Regions from separate parts of the Homo sapiens genome. Here region 1 is linked to region 2. The links are chromatin contacts, found by Hi-C in ENCODE. All regions are on one chromosome and are shown on one strand. The core of a region is the stretch at or near the end of the contact, and the rest is flanking DNA. Distances in the headings are between cores, read along the strand shown. Region 1 overlaps EYA4 (EYA transcriptional coactivator and phosphatase 4). Region 2 holds the start of EYA4 (EYA transcriptional coactivator and phosphatase 4).

Region 1 (6,550 bases), core at 396-2,895, 190 kb after region 2:
TTCTTATACCATATTTTTTATTTGTCAGAGAATTGATTCTAAAAAACAATAAAACTATGCCACAAAAAAAACTAGTAATATTGAGTAGTGCAGCAAAACCTGGGTAACTAAGTCTAACTAGGTAGGTTAATTGAAGTTACTGGAAAATTTATTCATACATTCAACAAGTGTTCATTGAGCACTTATTATGTGACAGGCCTTGTGCTAGGCTTCTTGCTCTCATAGAGTATACATTCTAGAGGGAGAGCCAATTAAATAAATTAATATACAATATGTCAGGGAGATAATTGCCTTGAAGAAGAATAAAATGAGATAATGGGATAGTAGGCAATTAGTACAAATGTTTTCATTTTGTATGAGGAGAGCAGGAAGGGAATCTCTGAACAGGGGATGTTTGAGCTGAGACACAGGACATGAAGAATGGCTGGGAGAACTGTGTTCCTGGGAAAGGGGAAATCAAGTGCAGAGGTCCTCACCTGGGAACACATTGGGTGTGTTTGACAAACAGCAGGTTAGACTGGGGAGATGGGATGTAGGGAATTGGGGCTCTGTGAGTGAGGGGAATCACCTAGGAGATGAGGTCAAGAAATGGGGCATCAGTGTGCCATATAAGGAAGCAAGGCCTTAGAGACTGTGGGAGGAATTTGGGAACTACTCTAAGAGACATGAGAAGGCATTAGAGGGTTTAGAGCAGAGGACTGATTGCATTGAGCTGGTTATCACTCTAACTGCCTTGGGGAGAATAGGCTGTTCTAGGGCAAGTGTGGCTTGGGGAGATAAAGTTCAAACAAATGTAACTTTTTGTTTCCTTGAAATATTTAATAAAGTAAAGCTACCTATTCAGGGAGTTTGTGCAAGTAATAGCACTGTCAGATCTACTACAATAAATAGGTGATAATGGTTTGTAATTAGCAAAGTAACTATTCATATAGAAATCATTCAGTTGATGCTAGTTGACTAATCACTCCTCATGCAATCTTACTCTTGTATTTGATGAACTTTGTTTTGAAGCCAGTGCAATATGAAGTGCACCATCCCTCCTCAGCAGGGACAAATTACCAGATTATTGAGATCAGTCTCCTTAAAATTAATGTTATTATAACATTCTGTTGTAAAGAAAGAATTATATGGCAGGTATTTTTGTCAAGCTTTTAGGAACTGTTGGAGTGCTTTAAATTTATAACATTGTGTGTTCCCCTTAAATGTTCATGGTTGGAACACATCTAATTTTATGCAATATTTAAAAACTTTTTTGGCAGTGAGATTCATAGGGCAGAAGTTACAGAATGATTTCATTTTGGAAAATAAGTGAAAAGTAAAGATAACACATGAGCCCAATAAAATAGTCCATTTTCTTGATTTTTTTTTTTTTTTGCCAATATCTTTTTCATGAGGGCAGACCATGGTGCATTATTCCACCCCCGCCCCCAGCATTTGCAAACCACCAGTCATTTCCTTAGGGACCTTAACAAACGGAAGCATTGAATTCTCTTCAGTCAGTGGTGCCTCCCACCTGGGAAAAAGACAGCTCTGTAATTGAATCCCAGCATATGCATTGTCATCCCTCCTGCCTGCTCTCCTGGTGCTACAGCAAATTAAAAGATCTCCAAGGGTCAGCCTGCCTCCCAGCTGCCAGCCCCAGTAGACATGAGGGAGCCAGCAAGGACCAGGTGGAGCAGTTTTGAGTTGCACTAAACACACGGCGCAAGGAGATTGGCCATAACTTCCCAATTGAATATTTATGCCAGCCACATTTCTCATCTTGCTCTTTGGCACTGAACACAGGGCTGAGCTCCTGCTGATTTCAGGGCGCTGCATTGTGTTTGGATCAGCTTTGTGAAGTATTACACCAGATGAGAAATGGGCCCAAGTTCCTATCACTAAGACGGCTGGTTGACTTTTTTTTTTTTTTTCATGGAGACTATCATGTTATAGTATCAAAAGCTGGGGCAGTGAGGGAGTTCCCTGACATCTCCTGACACTGCTGTTACATGAATCGTACACAACTTCAACCATTGCTTGCTATGGAGTGGAACTTTAATGGCTCCTATTCAGGGACAGACAAATATACTCTGATTTGTATATTACTGCATGTTCGTCTTTTTTTTTCAAGGTTTTATTTTTGTTTGCTAAGGTCAGGGACTTATCACAGGGCCCTCTCATCACATTTCACATTCTGATCCCTCGTGGCAGGTGCTAACTTCCTTGCTCTCAAACTGAATGGGTTGAGTAACCTCATAAAGATACAGAATGTCTTGGCAGAGAAAGGAAAAGACTACAGAATGCCTGTCTATGGAAGAGTCTCAGTGTTATTTAGTTATTAGTTAGCCCTGTAAACCCGAGAAGATATTTGGAAACCCATCTACACACACCCATTAACTTTTTCTAGGTGGTGGATCACAGACTTAAATTCATGTTCCTGATTCCTAATCCATATTGTTATCTAATAAAAGCACATTCCTTATGTAGATTTTATCATGAAATTTGCTTAAAAAAATCATTCTCTTCAATTGTATTTTTGTATAGCATAATAAACTATAGATCAGTGAACCACTGAACTTCTTGTGAATTGCTGGTTCTAAAATGAAATTCTCAAATGATTAAATTTAAATAATTAGGAGGCAGTGATAATGAGAAGCCAATATAAGTTCTGTAGGCAAAAGACATGCCAGAGTAACCTCATAGTCTTTTGTGACAGCAGTACCAGAAAGGAAGAGCAAAGACATGCATTACACTTAGAACACATAGAATTCAGCCAAGCGCATGCCAGAGGCTCGGATATTTATGAGAAAAAGACAGAAATTAGCTCAATAACTATTCCCGATGAACTGATATAAATCTGGAGGTATACCTCTAGTACCCTCTTTAAGACCTGTCCTTGGCATTGTGCTTTTCAACATGACTACAGGCATGCGCCACCACGCCCAGCTAATTTTTGTATTTTTAGTAGAGAGGGGGTTTCACCATGTTGGCCAGGATGGTCTCCATCTCTTGACCTCATGATCCACCCACCTTGGCCTCCCAAAATGCTGGGATTACAGGCGTGAGCCACTGTGGCTGGCCAACATGTTTATTGTGAGGGCATTGAGGGCATGCTAAGAAAGTTTGTAGGTGAGATAGGAACTTCACTGGGAAAGAGGACATTGAACAGCAGAATCAGAATCTAACAGACAGGCTGAAACAATGGACTCAAGTCCAACAAGATGGCATTTAGGAGAAACACATGAAAAGCTGTTCACTCGGGTCCCAAATGCCAACTGCATGTGTAGTGAGCGACTGGGAGGACACAGGGCTCTCAAGCATCACATGGGACAAAGACTTGAGAATTTCACTGGCTGGGTTTAGGCATGAATTAGGACTGCACAGTGTCTGAGGACAAAGCTAATGTACTCTTCAGTCTACACTGACAAGTGAGAGTTGTAATAGCCTTGCCATATTTTGGACCACAACTGTGTGACTATGGGGACCACTGTTAAAGAAGAATCCTGGAGATCTTATGGAAGAGAATGCTAGGAAAGTAAAAGAGTTTGAGATGGACTGAGTGGACTGAGGGAATTGGAGATGCCCTCCCTGAGAGAGAAAAAGCTCTTGGGCAGGACAGGTCATTGATGTGTGAAAGACTGTTATATGAAAGAAGGTTTAGACTTGACCCATGACAATAAATGAATTTTCTTGGACCAAAGTTTCAGGGAAGCCCCGGATAGAAAACTTTCTGATAGTATAAGTTATCTGAAAATGAAAGGGCTGCCTCTTAAGAAAATGATTTTCTTGACACTACAAGTTTTCAAATAGACAAACCAGGCTGTTTTATTGTCTGTGTTGTAGAAGTGATTGTAGTAATAAAATTTATGAAGGATGCACTGTAGGCCAACCTTTGGATACTTTTTTTTGTGTGATCTTATTTAATTCACACATTAGCCTTCCAGAGGATATTATTATCTCCAATATTGAGACTAAGGTCCCATGACTGGTAAATGAGGCAGAGTTTAAAATTCAGGTTTTAGTTGACAGTAGAGACTCTTAACACTGCTCTCATAGCCTTAAGCACAATATTCCATTTTGCTTTTGAGGACATTTAATGTCCCTTCAGAACTGGAAATCTGATCATTTTAATAGGTTACCACCTTTTTTTTGTACATTATATCAATGCTTTGCTCTTGTTAGTACAACATTGGGAAACCTAGATTTGTTTATCCTGTGAACAGTTTGATCTTTACTGGTAGAGTTTTTTCTTAGAAAAAAACAGTGATATGTTTCTTAGTACAATTGATGGCATTAAATGTTTTGATTGTGGTCTTATGGCTTTACTCCACTACTTGCTAGAGGAAAATAATTTTCTGCTTCATTAATGATGGTTTGAACTGATCTGACAGAAAGTGAATCCTGTGCCATTCAAATAATGCTTGGAAAATCCATTGGATTTTTGTTTATTTCTTTGTTTTCCGATTAAGGGGGACTTTTAAAAACAAAAATTTAGGGAAATGCTTCTGGTTTTCGGAAACATTTATTCACATTTCTTGGGGTTGGAGAGAACTGACATGTTTTAAATTTGTTAGAGTCATAGTGAACAAAGGGGAAGAGTTGCAGGTCTCAAGTCTAGAGCTGTAGGCCCTGGAAAGGAAAAATTGCAAAAGTGTCCAGAGAACAGTGTGTTCATGGCTTTATTTGCTGTTAGTCCGAGGCCTGAGGTCACCCTGGCAGATGGGTCACTTGCACTGCAAGCACTCATGCTGGCCTCAGGGACAGGGATGAGGTCACTGGCACATTTCAAGAACAGCTTCCTTTCTTTATGCATACACCACTTTCCTGGTCCTTGTTAAGGGTCTCCTTCCTCTTGCGGTTCCCATCTCTGCAGCTGACCCCAGTTCTGACTGTGTCTGGGGAAATGGGTTGGTGAGGGCCTCCTTCTGGGACTATCTGTCCACCTGATCAGTGATATAGACACTGTGCCGCGGAGAGGAGCCACATCTCCCAGCCAGCCTGCCAGCAGAGTAATTGGCTCAGGGTTACAAGTTGTGACAAGTGGTTTTTGGATCCTAATCTGAAATATGTCGGTTTAACATGACCTGGCATTGTTACCTGATGTTTTTAAATGCCCGTACTTTTTCCAGAAAGTGGGAACTGATACACAGCAGTGGCATGTCCTACTAATTTTCATAAGATCTAAATTGATCAGGATGCTTTATTACTTTTTTTATTCCACAGTATATTTTTCCTCTTTGACTCTAAAGTGCATGTGCACGCGTGTACACACACACACACAGACACAAACATGTGTGCACACACACACACCCCCCCTCACTCATTTGGGAGATCTAACACTGCACATATAAATATTGAAACTTCCAGGCTGGGCGCGGTGGCTCACACCTGTAATCCAAGCACTTTGGGAGGCTGAGGCAGTTGGATCAGGAGGTCAGGAGTTCGAGACCAGCCTGGCCAACATGGTGAAACCCCGTCTCCACTAAAAATACAAAAATTAGCCAGGCGTGGTGGCACGTGCCTATAATCCCAGCTACTCAGGAAGCTGAGGCAGGAGAATTGCTTGAACTCGGAAGGCGGAGGTTGCAGTGAGCCAAGATCGTGCCGTTGCACTCCAGCTCTGGGCGACAGAGCAAGACTCCGTCTTGAGGAAAAAAAAAAAAAAAGAAATTTCCACATGCATTTCCATCAGAGAACTAATTCCATCTCCCCTTACCTAGCCCCTTGCTCTCCTGCCTAGCCTGTGGGAATCTTTGAAGATTCTTTGTATTCTAAGAACTGTCCCAAGAACAAAGTAGATGCTCAAGCAATGTTTGCTGAACTAGACTACATTTGATTCCATGTAACCAAATGACTTTATCTACATTTTTTTCTATTCCTTTTATTCATTAGCACCCACTAAATATACTCCACTATTCTAGGAATAGGGAAAAAAATTCATGAACAAATTAGAAAACAATCCTACCCTGATGGTGCCTTACAGTCTTAATTACGTGAATAGAAGCTATTGTTGTTATTCTTACTTTTCAGGTAAGGAGAATTGAGGCTTTTGTCACATAGGAAGAAAAAATTATGAGCAAGTCTTGCCCTTAAAATCATTCTGATGGTCAAATGCAAATTTGCTATTTTGGTGGACTCTTGAGAATGTGGGAAATAGACCCATGTCCACTTTATGCAAAGAGAAAAAGCTGGCATGAGTGGGAGTGTTTGAACATCAAGAATGCTTTTGCATTTCTTGGGTTGTGAACAACTGATGGAGTCAACTTATAAATAAGCAGGATCATGACTCATTACCAGGATCTGTACAGAATAAATAATGGCTTCAGAGTTCGAGTAGACTCTAAACTACACAGTTTTAAGGCTTCCCCTTTCTTGGGTTTGAAGAGGATATTTCAAATTATTAGAAAGAAATTCCATCTATGCTACAGAAAAATTGCAGGAAAAAAAAATCCCCAGAAACTAGTTGCATGTCTTTACATTTTTCTTTCTTTTCCTTTTTTAAGTTTTTGTGTTTATGACTAAGTTCATTTTTTATATTGTCTGGAAAGATGCTAATATTCAAATGGCC
Region 2 (7,263 bases), core at 1,868-4,367:
TACAATATTTCAGGAAAGTGATTTGCTTTTTAATTGTGCATTTATGAATTGTTTGCATTTTACCACAAATAAGATAGTAAGTAAAACAATAAATAATACATGAATTTTAAAAAGACGCCTCAACTTCAGAGACTTCAAGTATATTTTAGACAAGAAAAGCAATAATTAAATAAGCACAGAATTTAAAAAGTAATACCTCAAAGTAAATTGGACACAACATTTTGTTCCGGTTATGAAAAGGGGAGGCTTGAAAATATCTCTTGGTGAGCCTGAGGGACATATGGAATGTAATTCTTTAAACCAATGTTTCTCAAACTGTATGTGAGATAATTTTAGGTGGTACATGAGAAATAACTTTTATTTCTACAATATAGGTTCCTTTGCAAGATCATCTTCTATTCATGGCGGGTTTTATTAGTTTTCCATTTATGGTGACTATAAAAAATGTCCTTTATCAGATAAACTTATTTAATAAAAATAGATTATTTAAAGATACATATTAAGTCAATAATATAGGCGATATGGCTATAATTATAAAAGTGATATTCAATGTAAATGCTGGAAATAAGGCCTCATTTAAGCAAACAATACATTTTTGCCTTTATAACCCTAAAATTCTGTTTCCTATGTTAAACTTATTTCAAATGTGTACTGAAAATTGACGTTTTATCTGACACCTAGTGGTGTCCATGTTAATATATGTATATTTAAGACAACTATTAGAAGGTAGTAATATGAAGTCAAATAACTAATATATTATCCTGGATTTTAAAAATAATTTCTGTACATGTATTCTTATCTAGATGTACAAAAAACTATGCAGGAGCAAAGTGACCTTGAAAGCAAGGTCAGTGTAACTGAAAAATCTGACTTTAGAAGGGTACAAAGAAACATGCTAAGAAAACCCACCCTATATTTATGTTAACAATATGCTAAAGTATGAATTTTTATTTTATTCAAATCATACATCTCCCACCTTTATTTGTAGGTGAAACTAGCACATAATGTTTTATGCCAAAATGAAATTCAAAATGTTGTTGCCTTTTGAGGACAGTATTAAATTCATCATTGTACTTAATCCTTACATGATATTTGCTATAGCCACAGAACATTCTTAGACACTATGATTCACAAAACATTTAAATTGCATATTTGGCTTGTAATATATTACATATTTAAAAGAATTACTATTTTTCTGAATACCATTAATACTAATAATAGCATCACAGTGACTAAGAGTGGACTTAAATAAAGGCTGGCTTGAAACTCAGGTCTGCCATTTATTAGCAAGCTTCTAAAAATTCTGAGCCCTTAGTTTTCTCACATGTGAAATGGAGAAAATAAATCTGCAAAATTAATTAAATCTGTCCATTCATATTTTTCTCTCCAGTGTATATTAACTGGCATTCCTCGTTAGGCCAGAATGTGCTCTCAACCATGCTCCAAATCCGCTTTGTGCCAACCCCACTGCCAGAACCCTTTCTACCTTGAGAACCAGAAAAGGAAACATTATGCCTGGCAATGCCTACACCCTCCAAAATAAATCTGCAGGAAAGAACACCCAGTAAGTGATGAGAGCAGCAACGACTGCCTTTATCATTTTAAATTTACAACACCACCTTTTCTAGAGCCTCTTAAGCATTGTAGATAATTCCCCACTCATTAAAAAATAAATTGTAACCATAAGTATTCAGGGTTGATACTGCTTTTGAATTAGACAGTGCTCATATCAGTTGCATAAGACCAACCTAAAGTAGAGGATGAAATCTTTTTTCTGAACCTTTTTCAGAACGTAACTTAGTGAATATATTAAAACTAAACTTTCTTTGAATGGGAGTAATTTCTACGGATTAATCTGTAATCTCTTAGACCACACCTAAGGTAATGTAGAGGTTGTTGTATCATAGGCTTTGTGATTAGAGACCACTGGATTTGTCTTTGGAAAAGTCACTCATGATTCTTTGGGCTTTGGTTTCCTCATCTTTTATACCGGCTTAATAATGACCACCGTAGAGTTGTCATGGAAGTTAAATGAACTCATGTACCATAAGTGACCAATACAATGATTGACACTCAGTGATTTATCAATAAATTAAAACATTTATTATCAATATGACAGAGAAGGTGCCGCTAAAATAGACAATAGGTTTTTGGAAGAGGTGATTAAATGGATGCAAAATTTATGGATTGTTTATTCCGTCTACCTTTGCTGTGTCCCCTGGTTGTGGCATACACACGTGTGGGTATAAAATCGTAAATCCTATGTAGTCGCGTAGTGCATGCGCAGAAGGCTTAGACACGAAATGTCATTTCAGCAATGTGCCTAGAGAAGCTCTGACGCCGCCTTGGAAGTAAGTCGTTGCTGCCTGACCTTTGGGCGTCTGGGACGGATGCCTATACCTGCACCCAGCAGCACTGGAAGGGGCCCAGGCCCTTCGCAGCACAGCCTATCCCCAGACCGCTTAGTCCTTCATAACATATATCTCCACGGAAAAGGGTATTTCCTCCCGTCAGAAAAAGCGCCCCAGTCTGGTCTGGGTTGGTTTTTATTTCACGTTGTTGCAAGTAGGCGAAGTCCCTTCTGTCTCCTCCCTTGGGGTAAGTGGAAAGGAGTCCGGCAGGGGGCCCGCAGTGGCCTGCACAGGGGAACTGGGTAGCGAGAGAGTTCCAGGCAATTCCGGGGGCTGCCCCACAGAAGCAGGTGGGGATCGACAGTGGCTCTCCGGCCCAGGGAGGAGAGCGCGGTCGCGGGTCCCTCCCCTCAGCCTGGAGGCTGCAGCCGCTCGAGTCGGCCCGGGTGGGGGCGGGGTGGGGGCGGCGCGGAGGGCACGGAGATTACGGCGGCGCCACCCGGGACATCCAGGGCCCCGAGGCCCTGGGCGGTCCCCACGCGAGATCGCAAACCATGACAATAGGCAGTCACCCGAGGTCAAATAAAAACGGAGTGGGTCCCCCGCGCGCCGCCGCCCCCCGCGTCCCTGGCGGCCTCCCCCGAGGCCCCCGGCGGCCTCACGAGCCCGCAGTAGCCGGTGGCGACGTCGCCCCCGCCCCACCTCCCTGCGCAAGTGCGAGGCTGCCGGCAGCGCGGCGCACGCTCCGGCCGTTCCCGGCTTCCGCGCAAAACTTCCATCCTGTCCACGTGAAGTTGTCGCTGCCTTAGAGAGGGGGAAAGAGCTGCGGGAAAAGCCGGGGAGTGACGACTGCGGCGGCTGGGCGCGCTCTCTCATTTTCTTTTCTTCTCCTTTCCCCCCTGTCGCAGTCCGGAGTTTTGGCTCCTCTCCTTTCCTCCTCCCCCTCGGAGCCGGCTTCTCCCTCCGCCCCGCTTCTCCCCCGCTTGTGTACGCTATTTGTTGTGGGGTGGCCGAAGGGGATGTCCTGTTTTCACCAGAGGCACAGCGCGAAGGGGAAACTTCGACACTGGAAGGAACGAGAATAAATACTTAATTACGGACGCACTGAACCGCGGCTGGGACAGACACTTCGGGAACCCGAGGCGGACCGGGCGACGAGGTGAGTGACCCCTTCTTCCAACCCCCGCCCCAGGGCTCCCGGGGGAGCCTGAGTTGAGAGAACCCCCAAACTTTCCGGGAAAGTGCGCGAGGCTCCGCCGGGGACGCCGAGCGCTGGGTACTGAGGACGCGCAGCTGGACGGTGCGTGGGCGCCTGCGTCCCCGGGGGGCGCTTGGAGGCCGGGTGCCCCACGCCTGAGGGCCCGGGCCGCTCGGACCGCAGCGGTGCTCTCTGCCCTAGAAGACGTCCCCAAGCCCCAAGGGTCCCTTCCGAGCCTGCCTGTCCCTTCCGGGGTCGGCGCGGAGCCTGCGCGTAACGGAGTTCATCCAGCAGTCCAGCGCGCGGCTTCTACCTGCACCCCGCCTCCACCTGGCAGAGGCGCGAGCATCGGGGTCTCCCCCACATCTTTCTTATGACGTGTATTACTTTCTGATGACCCCCTAGATGGTCCAGGCGCGAGGATGCTGACCCAGAGTCCTTCGGAGGGTCACAGGCGCCTGGGCTTTCCCGGTGCCGGGTGCGTGTGTACTTTAAAGGCTCGCGTTCTAATCTCCAGGCACTGATCGGGCTTTTCAACTGCGGCGATCCCACTTTAATAGTTTTTATGTGGCGTGGACTGAATGTCTCCTGCAGTTTGCCAGGGTCGGTGAAATTAGAGGCGCCTTGTCAGAGCAGTCGCGTTCATTGGCTCGAGTAGCGGGTGCCATGGAAGGCTTATAACTTCTCCAAAGGAAGGGACCTGGCTGGGTAGAGCAGGTTTTTCTCTCCTTCCAAGCCTGCTGGGTCTGGGGAGGCAGTGGAACTTGAAATGGCTCGGATTTTTAGCGTGGTGAAGCGAGGTTTGGAAGTAGACGTGTGTGTGCTTGTTTTATTCTGCGCCGCACAGCAACCCGAACTTTCGTTTGGTAGCACTTGAAAGAGTTTTCTCCCTTTGTTTGCGAGATTCTGAACAGCTCGGAGCGATTAGGGAATTTGCGGACCGAGTCCGGTGGCAGAGCTGGGGCGAAAGCAGAGAGCGCAATTTAATTTTTGTCATCTCTTCCCTGCTTGGGAGGATAGTGTTTCCCTTCACCACCACCCCTCTTTCTCCTTCCTATGAAGACAACGGATTTGCGCCTGGGGTGAGAGTGTGTGCGGGAGAGTGGTGTGGAGACTGTCCTCTCTCACCGCGTCTCCTGCGCCTCTCCCCGCCATCCCGAGCGGGCCTAGAGAGTCATTCATGAATCTTAACCTGAGGGCAGGGGAGGAAGGTGCAGGTCCCTCTGCCCTTTCTGCCAAGGTGCAGAATAGCGCCCGGGCGTGTGTTTTGGTTCCAGAGCAGTTCCACGTGGAGCAACTTCGTGTGTGTGTGTGTGTGTGTGTGTGTGTGTTGTGTACTTGATCTGTGAGGAGGTAACAGGACTCTGGTGTTCAAACCCAGTGGGCCGTTGGCCATTAGTTTGCTTTCCTGGCTGTCATTACAGACACTTCCAAAATCTGATACCTAAGAGAACCAACAGGTTAGGTTTCACATTAAGGGCTCATACTTAACAGTTTTCTTTCTCCCTTACCCCTTTTGGCTTGGCACCCTGGGATCAACGTAATTGTTGGAGCGAAATACACCTCCTGGAATATGGCATTTTGTTCCTCTTCTCATCTGTGGCCACTTTGTGAACCCTCGGGTGTTTGTCAGTTTCAGTGCGGGCTCCTGCGGGATTTAGGTGGGAGTCTTAGGAGCGTTTAACAACCGCGGGCTCCCCATCAGCAGCTTCTGAAGTTTCACTTACACGTAGGTGACTGACAGGATTGAAAGTTGACGATGGTTTTTTTGTTTGTTGCGTTGTTTTTGTTTTTAAAACCTTAGGGAAGGGATTGTACTTGAATTCCTTTCCCGGGTACGGTTTGGTTTTAAGCAGAATCAGTGCCTTTTTTTTTTTTTTTGTCTTTTAAAATATTATTGGCAAGCTTAAACCTGAAGAACCAAAAACTAGAGGGGGTGGGGAGAGAATCCCCCCAAAAAATATTTGATACGTGATACGGAGCGTTTTAGGAGACTGCATTCAAAGACATTTGTGTATTTTTAAAAATAACATTATCCCAAGAAACAAAAAGCAGTAGTAACAAGAGACAGATTGTTTTGTGTGGAGCAAGACTGCCAGAATCTGATTTTTATGGCAACAATATCGAAAGCAGACATAACTACACCCACATTTATTGTTATAAACCGTAAAAATAGTTTGTTCCACCTGATTAAAAGTTGTAAGTCATTCAAAGTTAAACCCGTATTTAGGAATGACTGTACAAGAATGTTAAAACCTTTGACAGCTACAGCTTTGAAAGCAACATAATTAGATTTGTTGAAAATGTCTCCTTTCTCTGATTATTAGTGATATGTACTTGTCTTTCATAATAAGTAAAGGTCTACAATCAATATGGTTTTCAAAAGCCTGTTTTCCTTTGTAAATTTCCTGAAAATAGTATGTTTCAATATTTAAAGACCATTGTAACTACCGGTTGGTTCACAATTATAACTAAAATAAGATTTACTCAGTTGTTTTCTTTTTATTAGTATTTGTTGAATATTTGAAATTGAATTTCTCATTTCCAAAATAAAACGTCTCACATATATGTATGTACTCACAATTAACACTTCTTTTAAGTAGTAGGCTTAAGTTTTAAAATTTTTAAAATCTTAAGATTTGTATAAAAAGGAGTGATTGTATAAAAAGGAATAATAATTATTAATTGTTAAGAAAAATAGATGCTGAATTTCAGAGGGTTTCTAGAAGCTGGAGAAAAAAATTGCATAGAAGTTTCTTTTTTGACGGGTGACTGGCAGATGAGTTACTTGTCATTTTGCTATAATTTATTTTTTTCTTTTAATAAGGCTCTTTGGGTTAAAAAAAAAAAAGGAAAAACAAGTACTCCATTTCTAAGAGTTTCCTTTTTATTTATGTTGTACTTTGGGGTGTAAATAAATTTTACATAGCCACGGGAAATAGAGTATCCAATTTCATGTTTTCAGTCTCTGTTGCAAGCTCTAAATGACTGATGTCGTGTCTAAAAATATATTTATATGGCTTGATATTTCATTTTAACATTTTATGCACTGGAATTAGATTTTTTAGGATTTTTAGAAAGATAGAATGACAGAAAGACGATGACTATTGTTATAAAAAGTTAGAATGTTAGGAAGTTCACATTCTAACTTTCAAATAATCAAACTTATTTTGCCCCACAAAAACTCACAGTTTTTATACAGATTTCAAGAAGAGGGGTGATAATCTTTTTCACTACTTAGTTAAGTGTTAAGTAATTTAAGAATGCAAGTATGTATTATGCTTTCTCATTATCATTTTTTTCTGTTAGGTAAATGCAAGAACACTGGACATTCTGTAAAAACAGGCCCCTCTTTATAAGGAGTTTATTCACCATAGTTCTGTATTGCAGCTGCTGATCATATTTCATGGAGCTGTTAAAGCACTTAAAACCTAAAATTAGGTACTGTCTGGTTGTAAATATTTCAGATCACTTATTTAAGAAATAAATAGAAAAGTGTGCTATCAAAAGTAGGAGACGTTTTGAATCCTCTCATTGAAGAGCTGAACAAACCTCTATCAAAACACCTTCTTCTTTTTTCAGTGAGAATATAATCTTGACAGTTTCTTTTTCTAAATGGATATTATTCTTACATGTACTAAATGCTAAACTCTTATAACGTGCCTCCCTGTAGAGTATCTTAAACTAATTATATTCAGAAATACAGTTGGGGGA

The links. Hi-C counts contacts between places; a loop is a spot of excess contacts on that map. Pooled maps may share reads with other maps.
Region 1: a loop to region 2 is called in a map of gastrocnemius medialis, with 12 times the contacts of the local background. The contact joins the enhancer-like site here to the promoter of EYA4 in region 2. A Hi-C loop is called at or near these places in 3 of 168 maps with a recorded cell type or tissue (PC-9 and gastrocnemius medialis) and 7 of 50 pooled maps.

Annotation. Positions count from the first base shown.
Region 1 is chr6:133,430,591-133,437,140 of GRCh38, forward strand. All of the region lies in intron 3 of EYA4 (EYA transcriptional coactivator and phosphatase 4), which reads left to right. Among named protein-coding and RNA genes, the nearest start is that of EYA4-AS2, 23 kb to the right of the region's middle. Within about 2 kb of position 1,646, at least 3 of the 41 ENCODE cell types and tissues checked have a DNase peak (open chromatin) inside an H3K27ac peak, as active enhancers do; they include gastrocnemius medialis, where a contact is called at or near this core.
Region 2 is chr6:133,238,240-133,245,502 of GRCh38, forward strand. EYA4 (EYA transcriptional coactivator and phosphatase 4) reads left to right here and starts at 3,118. Exons shown (of 20, transcript NM_004100.5): 1 at 3,118-3,510. LOC124901231 (serine/arginine repetitive matrix protein 1-like) reads right to left here. Exons shown (of 3, transcript XM_047419612.1): 2 at 3,980-4,172; 3 at 2,081-3,417. The coding sequence ends at 2,547. RefSeq lists enhancers at 3,461-4,355, 4,356-5,248.